Linked DNA regions of Homo sapiens: region 2 is linked to region 1. A link is a loop called in an ENCODE intact Hi-C map of the cell type or tissue named here. Cell type or tissue: dorsolateral prefrontal cortex. All regions are shown on one strand. Links, peaks and the distances in the headings refer to the core of each region. The heading gives the core; the rest is flanking DNA.

Region 1 (6,953 bases), core at 2,759-5,258:
GTAGTCCACTTTAAATAACAACAGCTAGATGTTTTGTACTAAATAATGCATGAAAGAACTGCTATTGTATTTGCAGCTAAACAGGTTTGGACCTATTTGGAGATCGTCTGGGCAATGAACTGAGCCTACTTGCCCTTTACAGATTCCTCCTCTACAAAAATAGCCAGCTGCAAAGTGTTGTGGTCTTGTCTACATTCAGGCCCATATCAGCAAAAGCACCTACAAGAAAATAAGACAGCAAAAATAACTGGTGAAAAAAAAAGATATGTGATCTTTGGGGGTATCAGACATGTTTACTTGCGGTTTCTTTTCTTTAATCCAATAAAAGTATTGGCATAGTGTTTGGTATTTGAGGCATAGTAGTGGGAGTACTGTCACGATGTAACTAAAGATGGTGGGAAAACCAGTTTGAATAAAATGAGATCCAACTTGAACCTTTGCCCGTTCCTGGAACTAAAGTCAAGTCAACCCACTGTTAAGTGTCAAAAACGTTGAGTCACTAGCCTCCTTTTTGTTCATCTGTTTCTGAATATGTGTATATGCCTGCTTTTTTTTTTTGTACTCTTAAAAAATAGACTTGCTTGTGGCATTCGGTATGCAATTCTCAGCTTACTACATCCTCATGAAATTTATTTTCATTTATTTATTTATTTTTATTTCAATAGTTTTGGGGGTATAGGTGGTTTTTGGTTACATGGATAAGTTCTGTAGCAGTGCTTTCTGAGATTTTGGTGCACCTGACACCTGAGCAATGTAAACTATACCCAATATGTAGTCTTTTATCCCTCACTCCATTCCTACCCAGACCCCCAAAGTCCATTATATCATTCTTATGCTTTCACGTTCTCATAGCTTAGCTCCCACTTATAAGTGAGAACATACGATATTTGGTTTTCTGTTCCTGAGTACTTCACTTAGAATAATGGCCTCCAGCTCCATCCGAGTTGCTGCAAAGACCATTATTTCATTCCTTTTTATGGCTGAATAGTACTCCATGGGTCCTCATGAAATTTAAATTTAAAGGGATAAATATGAAATGAAAGTTCTCAAAACATATTTATAAATTTTGATGTTTTCATTTGATTTCTGCTACACTTCTTAGGATCTGTCTTTTGTATGGGTTTTGGAAACTGCTGTGAAATCTGCTTCATTAGGTTTCATTTCAGAGAACATTAGAAAGTGAAACATACTTTTAAGTACCAGTCCCAAATCCATTAGTCTTTAATCTTTGAGTAACTAATTATTCATTCCTGTAAGATAAAGCCTAGGCTTTCAGCTCATCTCATTTTGTCTCTCTCCTCACTTACTTTACATGAGAGCACTGCTTTTCCAGCTTTTTTAGTTCCTTTGAACCACTTTGAAGAGTTAAATTACTTCCGAGACCATCTATTCTGGTCTCAGATAATCACTGCTATAAAAACTTACTAGATTTAGTAGAGGGAACTGAACTGTGCCAGAGAGAAACTTAAGAAGAAAATAGCTAATTCATGTCAAAAATAGAATTGTAGTTATTGACATATTATATCTGTTAATATACCACGTAGCCTGTCCATTGATCACACTGATGAAGCCCTTCTGAAAGCATACTGCCCATTAGAAGGATGAATACGTCTTCAAAAAAGGGAAGGTATAAAGCATTTAGGACATCAGAGGAGCTCACTCCATTTTTTAGAAATAGGACCATATATTGTGTATTTTTTTAAGCAAATTAGGATACATTGAAATACTCCTCCCCTTACACACACACACACACACACACACACACACACACACACACTTTTTCAATATTCTTTTGGTCAAAATAACTGCAATGATTGTTTGTGAAACCTTCCCCAACTGCCCTAGGCAGAATTTGTAGTTCCCTCCACTGTGCTTTCTTAGTTCTTCAGACATCCCTCTATTATGAAATTTACATTTTTATATTGTAATTATCTGTTTGCATTTTTGTTCTCTTCCTCTCCAGCTGAACTATGAAAGCAAGGACCATATCTTATTCAGGTTTGTTCCTCAGTGCTCAGTACATTATAAGTGTTCAATAGATGCTTAATGGATGTACAAGTGAATGAGTGAATTGGTGGAACGCCCATGAGTCAGATTAGGTAAAGACTGAGTTCTCTTGGAAATCTTCCAAACTACCCACCTGCCCTCTGCAATTGAGGATAGTGCTCTGCACCTGTGACATATGTCATCAACCACAGCCACCATTTGATTTCCTCTATATTGAAAGAGACTCCCCATTTAAAACAGGGGTGAATAGATTGCTTTTCCCTGGCAACCCCAAAGAGAACCAATTGCATCAAGAACAAAGCTTTCTGAATCCTCAGGATTCCAGTGAAGGTCTTTGGTGGAGGGAGGGAAGAAATAGAGACATTGTGCATCCCTGAGTAAGATAATTCCTATGCCCTGTCCCCTCCCAGGGGCCAAACCCTGGGGAGGAATGACAGCAAAACCCCAGACAGGTTTGCGGTATCTGAGAAGACAGGGACCAAAGCTTTTTCCCTTGGTGTAACTAACCCAAGAGAGGGAGCAAGACCAGAAGAGATGTAGCTGCACAGTGTGTACAGGAAGAGAAAGTCTTAGAGCTTCAGGTACCTTGAGTTCAGTTTGGATGAAGAAGCAGAATCTGAGAACATGAAGTGTTCAATCCTTAGGGAGGCTCAGTCTTTTCATGTCTCAAAGTAACTCTGGATTAAGAAGGTCTCCTGCTCATGTGGGAATGGCATTGAGCCCAGGGAGTCTCTGATGGTCTAGCAGGGCTCAGGAGCAGCCGAATGACCTCTGTGCCCCCTAGAGAGCCATGCTAATACGTAAGAGACAGCTGAATGCAATGTGGCTTTGCATTTGGGGACATGAGACAACCCAGCATCAATCTGTATGAACAGTGATGAGAGACCAGTAAGACCAAGGTCATTTCAGACGATTTCAGACGATGCCTAGGTGAGAAGATGACCTGAGGACCAGATGCTACTATGCTCTTGAAGCCTTGGCCAGGGAAATGCCATACACAATCTAAGGTCAAGGAGGCTGGAAATAGACATTAAATTAATTTATAAATTAATTTATAGATAAATAAAGTTGTTATTTCTACATACCTTTGAGGACTTTAATCCAATATATGCCATAAATACCATTTCAAATAATTGTGTCTTTCTCAGTGATACTGGTTTACTCTACTCAAAAGTGGAGAAAGACCTTGGCAGCTCACAAAACTTCCAGACACATAGATATTCCTCTGAGTCTAAATCTCTTTTGCATGTACCCAATTCAGTATTCTAATTTGGAAAACTTTTATATGTTTAGTGATAATAAACTTTAGCACTTTCTGAAATATCTACAATGGTAGCTCATGCTTCAGTTTGTTCATCTTCTAAAATATTTTGTATATATATATATAATTATTATTACTACTGCTACTATAGCTTATTCTATTATCCCAGAAGTCAGGAATAAGAATTACACATAGTAGGCTGGGCACAGTGGCTTACGCCTGTAATCCCAGCACTTTGGGAGGACGAGGTGGGTGGATAACCTGAGGTTGGGAGTTCAAGCCCAGCCTGACCAACATAGAGAAACCCCATCTTTACTAAAAATACAAAATTAGCTGGGCATGGTGGCATAAGCCTGTAATCCCACCTACTCGGGAGGCTGAGGCAGGAGAATCGCTTGAACCTGGGTGGTGAAGGTTGCGGTGAGCCAAGATCACGCCATTGCACTCCATCCCAGGCAACAAGAGTGAAGCTCCCTCTCAAAAAAAAAAAAAAAAAAAAAAAAAAAAGAACTACACATAGTATAGCCTTTTTGTTTTGTGGTGATAGAGATTTTATTCTGTACATGGGGAGCAAGATTTGGCTTGCAATAAACCAAATCTGCAGTGGAGAGGAACACTTTATAACAGAGTTGCATTGTATTCAGAAATAGAGATCACTGATAAAGACTCCAATAGAAGCTATTCAACCTCCTGTTCAAATATTTTCTAAATTATTGGTCTCTCTGTGAGAACATTTTCCTCTGGTATAAACAGTGGCCATGAATAGGATGAGTGTTTGAACAGTACAAAAGTACCAGGTTTCTTCCTGTTACCCAAACAGCAATAAAGGCCAATGGTACAGCACCCTACACAGCAGCCCATGTTAGACAATGGATCTTACACGCGAGAGGCTGAGACGTTCAGTTCTCTGATAACATGAATGTCCAGTTCCAGCTGGGGAGACACCAACAGCCAAAGTGAACAGTTGCAAAAGAGCCATTGAGTAAAAATGGGAAGGCTTCCTTTGCCTCCAAAGCCATGGCAGAATGCAATGGAGCTACATCTGGGAGTTTGGGAATGAATCGTGTTATTGTATTAAGGAACTGAGCACATACTCTGTTACGCTTCCCTGCCCCCACAACCTGTTCCCAAGGATGTGGTCCTACTGATTTATCTGTACATATCAGTGTCCAAGGAAAGAAAGGGAAAAAATGAGGTTAAAGAGAAAACTCTGGGTTTTCTTTTTTATTTTGAGAAACTAAAAGGCAGAAGTGATTATGTACATAATCATTAAAACATGTTAAGTATTTAGGTTTTTAAAACGCAATATGTATAAATACATTTCAGAGGCAACTGTGATTATTTTCTCCGTTTTTCAAATGGGGAAACTTAACCACAGAGAGGTTAAACAACTAAAAGTTTTGTGACTGAAATGCCAGCTCAGGTGTGTCTGGTTCATGGTCCTCACCTGGCAATGATGAAGATGATGACTCAAACCTTGACTTTCACATTTTTTTGACTGCAATTTACAAGAAGAAATTCATTTTTTTTGCTGAGACCTACCATACTCTGTGTGTGTGTGTGTAACACAAGTTTTATAAAATAATAACAAAATAATATGTACTTTTCCTGCAGGCTCAAAATGCTATTTCCTATTTTGTTTTCTTTAAAGGAAAGACAAATATAATGATCCTCTAAGTCATTAGAGGATTCTAATTCACTCATTTTATGATTCTCCAATAGGTCTTGAAACACAGTTTGAAAAACTCTTAACTGAAATATCTCCACCAAGTGGACCCTTGGCCTTTGAACACTCTCACTACAAGAATCTGAATTCTTCTGTAACTGTCCATTTTGTTTTTGGACATTTCTACATGTAGAGACAAGATCTATGTTTCTGTTATTCTTATGACAGCCTTCCAGGACCTGGGAATGACTGTCAAATCTCTCATGAGGTATCTCTTCTCCAAATTGGATATTCCCATTTCCTTTGTTTTTCAATATAATCTGGTTTCCATTCTGTCCACTAATCTTAGAATACACACCATTTTAAGATATCCCAAGTGTGCACAGCAGATTGGACCCTTATCCTTTGACTTAAATCCCAAACCTAGATTTTACTACCCAGAGCTATATTTCTCTATCGTTTAAAATCATATTAACCTGTTTGGCAGCTACATTCACATTGTTGTCCTTCATGAACTTATCAGCAACAATCAGAAAGTCCATTTTTGCTTATGACAATCAAACTTAACTTTAGCCTGATGCCAATCTAAGATCATTGTTCATCATCATAAATTATACATGGACAGACTCTGAATACAGAACTTGTGCTACAGATAAGTCATGACATTCAAAGGACAATTCTACTATGTACTTTTAATTAATTACCTTTTGGGGGTTAAATAATGTATATCACTTCAGAATGATGAGTTAAATTTGATGCCTAGTGTGTATACTATTTCTTTGTAGGTCAACTGTGCATTACTTCTTCTATATATATGTTTCTTCAATATGCTTTTTTTAAAACCTGAATTGGCTTCAGCTTTTTTTCTTTAATCAAGAAAATTTTTATTACTAAGGCAATGATACAGTCAGTTGTTTTTATTTGACATTCCAACATTGACTACCAATTTCATTTTAGGAACCATGCTTTTTGTTTATGTATCATGTGATTAATTTATATGTTATTTATTTCCTAAATCCTGTTGAGACTGCCTCCCAGCAGATTCTCCCTTTCTCAGAAAAAAGATATTCTTTTTTTTGTTTACAGTCCGATAATGTACATAATAAGGAATAAGGCAAGGATATATTCCAATGATACAGGTTAGGAATTTTGTAAAATCCTTTGATTTAAATAATCGGATCCCAGGATAAAATGTCTTAATGTGGCATCAAGGACTGCTGATGGATAGACGCTGCAGAAAGACAAAGCTTGGTGGTACAGAAAAAAAGAACTGGCCAAAGTAAGAAATCTCTGCTTCGGAGATTGAGGTTTATTCCCTGCAGGTGGGCAGCTATGTGACATAGAGACTAAAAAAGGGAATAAAAACGTGGTAGCTGACCTGGCATTTTTCAGACTCTGCTCTCTGAGCAAGGAATGGGTATTGGTGAGAAGCCATCCAGTGGAGCTCCAAGTTCCCTGTTCCATGCCCAACAAATGCCCTCTCTCTTCATCCAAAGCAGGTCCCCATGGGTCTGTTTTACATATTGTACCTCTGTTTAAACTGTGTTTACCCATGGCTAAAAGAAGTTTCCAAAGCAGTGGATAAGATGGTCTTTTAATTGCTCTTCCACCCTAGGATGTCTCTGCTAAATTCAAAATGATTTCTGTTTGGACACTATTTTATAAAGAGTGTATTAACCTGCTTTAGTAAGGATGGAAGGAATGTGTCTGCAATGATAACCCATATGTTATCAATGTCTAAAAGATTCCAGAAGAACAGCAAAAAAGTAAGTTTATCTAGCTTCACTTAAGATGGAGGAGTCTGAGTTTAGCAATAGCCAAGTTAAGACTAGACCATTCAGCAAACTGACACAAATCAGTATATTTGCACATCAGCTACCAGCTGCCCCCTCTGGCCTTACTCCTTTGGTTCTTTGCCCCCTGCTCTTCCCAGGAGACCCTTCAGCTCAACTTTTACTCATAGGCCTTAGCATCAAATGGTTCCATTAGACCTGGGAGGTGAATTTCAGCTCTTATTTG
Region 2 (6,953 bases), core at 2,338-4,837, 120 kb before region 1:
CTTCATGAGAGCTGTTTGTGTGTATCTCTTTCCAGCTTCACGTTAACCGTAGTGGGAGTATTTATACCATGGAGGTCAGCAAACATCACAGATCAGATCTTTTTTTTCTTTTTCCTCCAGAAAGTCAGTAGTTAAGCACTTACCAGCACACCACTGGTTAGATATGAGGTGGAGAGAGAAGTTGAAGAGGGGTGGAAAATGAGATCATGAGCTATTCAAAGGGCCCATAATAAAACAAAAGAGTGAACCAAAGCAGCTTCATGTTCGTCAGTCCTCATCAACACCAAGAGGTCTCACAGGCTGCTCTTTGCTGGAGTCAGTGTAAAATCGCAGAGGAGCCTGGACTGGGAATTAAAAGACCTGGTTTCTGATCCTCATGCTGCCACTGCATGCCTGTATGATCTGGACTACTCATTTAACTTCTCCCAGTCTCAGTTTTCTTCTCTGTAGCACAAAAGTATAGAGGTGGGGTGCAGCTTAGATCCTCGTTGTTTTAAGTGTGCTTCAGAAACTGTCAGAATGGGCATCACCTGGGAACTTGTTAGGCCAACCTGAGGTCTACTGAAACAGAATCTGCATTTTAACAAGATCCTTAGCTGTGCTGTGTGCACATTCGGGGAAGCACTAGAGTTGGTAAGTGGTCCTCAAACCTGGATGAGTATTTGTAAAGATTAAAAAATATGTATTTTGCTGGGCATGGTGGATCATGCCTATAACCTCAGAACTTTGGGAGGCTGAGGCAGGAGGATCACTTGAGCCTACTGCAACCTCCACCTCCCAGGTTCAAGCAGTTCTCCTGCCTCAGCCTTCTGAGTAGGAGTTCAAGACCAGGCTGTGCAATATAGTGAGATTCCAGCTCTATAAAAAGTAAAAAAGTTGCTGGGCATGGTAGTGTGTGATTGTGGTCCCAGATACTTGGGAGGCTCAGGTGGGAGGATCACCTGAGCCTGGGAAGTCGAGGCTTCAGTGAGCCATGATTGCACCACTGCTCTCCAGCCTGTGTGACAGAGCAAGATCCTGTCTTAAATAAAAGAATAAATAAAATAAAAATACATATTTCTGGCCTTTATTCCTGATATATTGGGTCAGAATATCTGGAGATGAATCTCAGACTTTTTATTTTTAAAAAGTGCCCCCAAAGCTTTTGAGAACCAACAAGTGATGGGATCCGTTAGCTCAAATGGTTCCCCATGGTTTTCTCTCTCTCTCTTTTTCTTTTCTTTTTTTTTTTTTTTTTAGATGGAGTCTCACTGTGCTGCCCAGGCTGGAGTGCAGTGGCTTGATCTCAGCTCACTGCAAACTCTGCCTCCTGGGTTCAAGCAATCCTTCCACCTCAGCCTCCCAAGTAGCTGGAATTACAGACACCTGCCACCTGCCACCATGCCTGGCTAATTTTTGTATTTTTAGTAGAGACTAAAAATACAGGGTTTCACCGTGTTGACCAGGCTGGTCTCAAACTCCTGACCTCAAGTGATCCGCCTGCCTTGGCCTCCCAAAGTGCTGGGATTACAGGCAGGAGCACCCAGCCTCCTTGTGGTTTTCATAGTCGATGTCTGCTCTGACAAAAGTTGCCAGCCTTCAAGATAATGCTTTCCTTCTCCCTGCCCAGTGTTGATAGTTACTAGAATTGGTGGAAAGCAATTCTTGAAGGGCTTAGGGAGTATGAATTTGTAAACCACTTTTATTTCATAAAATTTGAGAAGGCACCGTAAAAAGCTTAGATTTTGGAGTGGATAAAATAATCTTCTAAATATGAAAAAAAAAAAAAAAAGCCAGCAGAAATAGGTTACTTCATGGGGTTGGAAGAGAAACTAAAGGAAAATAAATGACACTGTAAATGTACCTGTCTTTTGAAATCCTAGCTGACATTAAATTCATAGCCATGCAGAGGGTTTTAGATGTGCTTGTCTGAGATAGTGAAGCTTAATGGACCAAATATGGCTGAAAGATCAGGAAATCTACTTTTAGCCACAAATTATGAAATGGAGATATATAATTATTTTATTGTGATTCTTCAAGCGAATACACTTGAAAGATATAAAGCATGGCTTTCTCATGAAGTAATTCTATGATCATGTGCACTTTTTATTTTAAAATTTGTTTTTACCAAATACAGCTATAATATAAGCAGCTTATTCCTGGCCAAAAACCCACCTAAGAATATCAATTAGGAATTTGGTTGGCTTCCAAAAATAAAAAAAAATTGACTTATAAGTAAGAAAGGTTCGTTTTCTCACATTCAGAAAGAGAACCCACATGTTGGGAGCAGCGTTGCAGGATTCTCTGGCCTTTCCCTCACATTGGGAGAGCCACCGCAGCTTCAGACCCCATTGCCATGCCCTTCCAGGCAGGAATGAGCCGAGGAAGGTCAGGGCCAGCCACACCTGCCTCTGCATGGGAATAGCAAAGTTGTCTCACTTTGACACCTAGCAGGATTCTGCTGACATTTTGGCCAGAATTAAGTCACATGAACTCCTTTAACTAGAGGAGACTTGTAGAATAGATGAGTTTTAAATTTCAAACTACATTGCCAGGGCCTTCTACTTTCCTTTTTTTTTTTTTTTTTTTCCTCTAAGTGACAGGATCTCAGCCAGGTGCAGTGGCTCACGCCTGTGATCGCAGCACTTTGGGAGGCAGATCACCTGAGGTCAGGAATTCAAGACCAGCCTGACCGACATGGTGAAACCCCGTCTCTACTAAAAATACAAAAACTAGCCGGGCATGGTGGTGTGCACCTGTAGTCCCAGCTACTCAGGAGGCTGACACACGAGAATCGCTTGAACCTGGGAGGCAGAGGTTGCAGTGAGCCGAGACCACACCACTGCACTTGACTGCACTGGAGACTCTGTCTCCAGGCTGGAGTGCATAGGTGCAATCATAACTCACTGCAGAATCAAACTCCTGGGCTCAAGCGATCCTCCCGCCTTAGTTCCCAAGTAGCTGGGACTACAGGTGCAAGCCACAATGCCTGGCTACTTTCTACCCTTCTGCTTTTACTCTTCATCCACAGTTCAAAAGACATTCTCTCTTTACTTCAACAAACAAAATCGTATAGTTCCTACAGTAGTCTGCTTAGCAATTAACCCTGTAATGAAATCCTCTGGGATTATTTCCACATAATAAATTCCTCATTTTCTAATAATGTATATGCACAGGTTATACCACCACAGCAGCTATTTATGTATCTACTGCTCTATTATAACAGACCTTTTTTTTTAGTTTATCTCCTGTGCTTCTCAGAAACAAGTTATTCTTATAATCCCTCCATGTCTTGAGCTCACTGTGCCTAGTAATGTCTGCTTAGCTGAACTGAGAAAAACACAGACTGTGTCATCCTATTCTTCTCTGCTACGCGGAGTGGCATGTGCAAAGCTCTGTATGCAGCCCAAGCCTACGTCTCATTGGTGCCTTTGTTTACACAGCAAACTGTTTCTGACATGTTGGATGCTTGATATTCACACAAATTACAAGGACCACAAATACAAATCATAATTGCAGATGTCATACATTTCAGTGATCTCTGTTGAAAGATTGAATTTGAGTGGTTTGCACAGCATCCAAGGAATTTTTCCGAGGAAACTTGTGATTAGAATGAGGCTACAATATTCCATCTCTTAGAAGGGTTGCCAGGAAATGAACATGCTGCATGCATGACAAGCATGAATACTGACAAGCATGAATCCTGAGAATCAGTGGCCTGGAACTCCGCTGGTGTAAGCGTGAAAGTGCAGGCACTAGACAAGCCCCATAGCAGGCAGTGACATGTGGGTTAGTTTATGAGGAAAAGAATCAACAAACTACTTATTATGTGTATTTTCTCTCCCTTTTGCTTCTCAGCCTTCTGTTTCAAGTTATTTTTATGCTCATCTCACACTCTCTGTATTTTTCAGACATGCATTAACAAATTAGAAAGATGACTTTGTACTGGCACTAGAATATTTCTCCTGATGGATGTATCCCCGAAACGCAAGTGTGAAATACATTAGTTTGAAAACAATCACAAGTGGTGAAATTGGTGATTCAGGACTTAGGAGGTCAAACATGAAAAAAACAAGGAAAAACCAGAAAGGATTAAAACATCTACAGGGAAAAAACCTATGATGACACACACGGAAAGTGAAAAATACCAGTTACAATAGTCAAATTCAAAAGTCAAAAATAGATTCTGCCTCTTTATGGCAGAATCTTATCAATGTAGCACATTTCTGAGGAAGCATTCTCTTCTTCAAACTGTAGCTATGTCTACAAACAAGTTTAAGGGGAGAAAAGTCTACCAAAAATAACATGAAATTATTATTTTTAAGTGACTTGATGCTAAGTGGCCCCTGTGACTTAATTTTTCATTTTCAACTAGTTGGTGTACAATCAAGTCAGCTGCTTACATGGACAAAAATGCAATGCACATCTTATTAACAAATATGTGATTTATGTATTCACTCCTTCTTGATGTGCATTCAGAAGGAATAAAGGATCTTCTTGGGAAAAAAGTGTTTACCACACCTGATAAGTTGCCATTGTTCACCTTCCAGGTAATTGTGTTATTTTGGTCTTCAAGGCCCTGTGGTACTTGGAAGCAATTCCTTAATAGTCAAACAAGGGCACATTGCCAGGTTTCCATTGTCAACGTTGCAGAACTTACTACTGTTTAATACTTTGTAGAAGGAGGAATATTTAAACACAAATCTTGTTTCAGGAAAGTGCTCCATAGAAAGTAAGTTGCGGAAAGTACCAGAGTCATTTCTATCAAAAGATATATTTCAGGATCCGGGATAATTTGCTAAAAATAAAAAATGAGAGAAAATTAAAAGAGAGAGAGAGAGAAAGATCTGTTCAGATTTGTTTCAACAACCAGTGGTTTCTACAGGATGTAGAACTTTTCATTAGCCAAGAGAAGGAGAGATCATACTCACACCATATGACTTCCTGGTGGAAGGTGGAAACCCAGCATTCAGATGATCATTTGAAACATCATCTTCCCCTTTTTGAGATTTTAAAAGATACAAAAAAAAAATACACTCATGACCCAGCTATTCCACTTTTTAATATATACCCAAGAAAATTAAAAACATATGTCCACACAAATACCCATATGAATATTAATAGCAGCATGATTCATAATAGCCAAAAAGTGGAAACAACCCACATGTGCGTCAGCTGATGAATGGATTAACAAACGTGATACACTCATACAATGGAATATTATGCAGCATAATAAGGAATGAAGAACTGATTCATGCTATAAACAATGAATGAACCCTGGAAACATTATTCTAAGTGAAACGTCAGACACAAAAGGCCACATATTGTATGATTCCATTTGTATGAGGTGTCCAGGTCAGGCAAATCCATAGAGATGGAAGGTAGATTACGGGTTCCCAGTGGCTGAGAGGAGAGGGAGAACGGCGAGTGAGGGCTAATGGATAATGGGACTTTTAGGGTGATGATAAACATTTTAAGAACTAGATGTGTGGAAAGTTGCATAACTTTGTGGCTATACTAAAAAAGACTAAATTTTACACTTTAAAGGGGTAAATGTTATGGTATATGAATTATATCTCAACAAAGAAATTATTCAAAAAATACTCCTGGTACCAAATGACTGTTAACATAAAAGTGACGTTATCACATAGATGACTCTGAGACATAGCTCCCAAACACCACATACGTTTTTAAAAGGAAAGAAACCAAAAACGAGCCTATTTCAATATGGTGAAAATTTTAATGAACTAAAAAATGTTTGTTTGTGGTTCCTTCCATATAGAGAGCCTCATTTCTCAGCCAATTAAAGCAACTGAACCTAAACTGAAATTACACAGATTCACAGGGTCTGCGGTGGGCAAGTCTATGGATGGGGCCTGGTTGTCTCTGCCCCTCCTGTCTCATTTCTGGGATTTTCCTGTCGTTTTGTTTGAGTGCCCTTCAGGTACTGAGTGCTTTCATGAAGTTGTGCACTCTTCTTTCTCCATGCCTATGTCTGCCTCCACACTGCCTTTGAGAAGAACATCTCTGCTCTCAGCTTAACCAAAGCTTGAAATTTGGGGTCCCATGTTTTAGCTGCTATCAGTTCAGCCCAAAGAATGACAGGTGAAACTTCAGGCAAGCAGAGAGATATCCTTGTGCTTAGCAAGAAAAGCAGCACTGAGGAGACAGCTGATAGTGGACTCACTCTTAGTCTTAGCGTGGCATCTGTCCTCTCTGGCAGCATTGGTTGGCCACATCATAGGTTTAAATGGCTGGATATTCAATATCTCACAGGGAGCAATCTCCAGAAGATTTAATTATATGTAAAAGGCCAGGGAACTTTGGCAGTATAGTGAACATTTTTTTCTTTCTTCTTTCTTTCTTTCTTTCTCTTTCTTTTTCTCTCTCTTTCTTTCTTTCCTTTTCTTTCTTTCTGATGGAGTCTCGCTCTGTTGCATAGGCTGGAGTGCAGCGGTGCGATCCCAGCTCACTATAACTTCGGCCTCCCAGGTTCAAGCAATTTTCCTGCCTCAGCCTCCTGAGTAGCTGGGATTACAGGCACCCGCCACCATACCCAGCTAATTTTTTTTTTATTTTTCAGTAGAGACAGGGTTTCACCATGTTGGCCAGGCTGGTCTCGAACTCCTGACCTCAAGCCATCTGCCCACCTCGGCCTCCCAAAGTTCTGGGATTATAGATGTGAGCCACTGAGCCCGGCCTAGTGAACATTTCTTATGTTAAACCAAATGCTATTCAATAAGTTTTAGCTTCAAGTGGGCTGAGTTTCACATCATTATGAATGAGAAATTTAAGGGGTAAACCCTATGCTGCCCTCACAATCATCCCTTCATTCCCTCTTCCTTTAAGATGTTTTCTGCCTAGGAGGTTACTCAGGCCCTTGCACATGTGGTCTCCTGGCAGCAGATCCATCTCTGACATTTGCAGCCGGTGCAAGAATACAGATGGAGGCCTCCACCCTTCCAACTCATAGT

What was found. Hi-C counts contacts between places; a loop is a spot of excess contacts. Peaks named below come from ENCODE experiments on the same cell type or tissue, not always from the same donor. Only the 100,000 strongest peaks of a DNase experiment are listed, where the experiment ranks them.
Region 2: it touches region 1 in a loop (2.9-fold over the local background); 6 of 110 quality-filtered maps call a loop at or near these places.

What each region holds. Positions count from the first base shown.
Region 1 is chr6:134,560,724-134,567,676 of GRCh38, forward strand. No RefSeq gene overlaps it. Among named protein-coding and RNA genes, the nearest start is that of LINC03002, 24 kb to the left of the region's middle. In dorsolateral prefrontal cortex, for the core only: no CTCF peak of the experiment used is centred there; a DNase peak (open chromatin) is centred at 4,198; H3K4me3 peaks cover 484 bases; H3K27ac peaks cover 2,500 bases.
Region 2 is chr6:134,443,024-134,449,976 of GRCh38, forward strand. CT69 (cancer/testis associated transcript 69) reads right to left here. Exons shown (of 5, transcript NR_125852.1): 4 at 4,911-4,978. The region is part of intron 1 of LINC01010 (long intergenic non-protein coding RNA 1010); the gene reads left to right. Among named protein-coding and RNA genes, the nearest start is that of LINC01010, 8.8 kb to the left of the region's middle. In dorsolateral prefrontal cortex, for the core only: no CTCF peak of the experiment used is centred there; DNase peaks (open chromatin) are centred at 3,368 and 3,713; H3K4me3 peaks cover 697 bases; H3K27ac peaks cover 2,500 bases.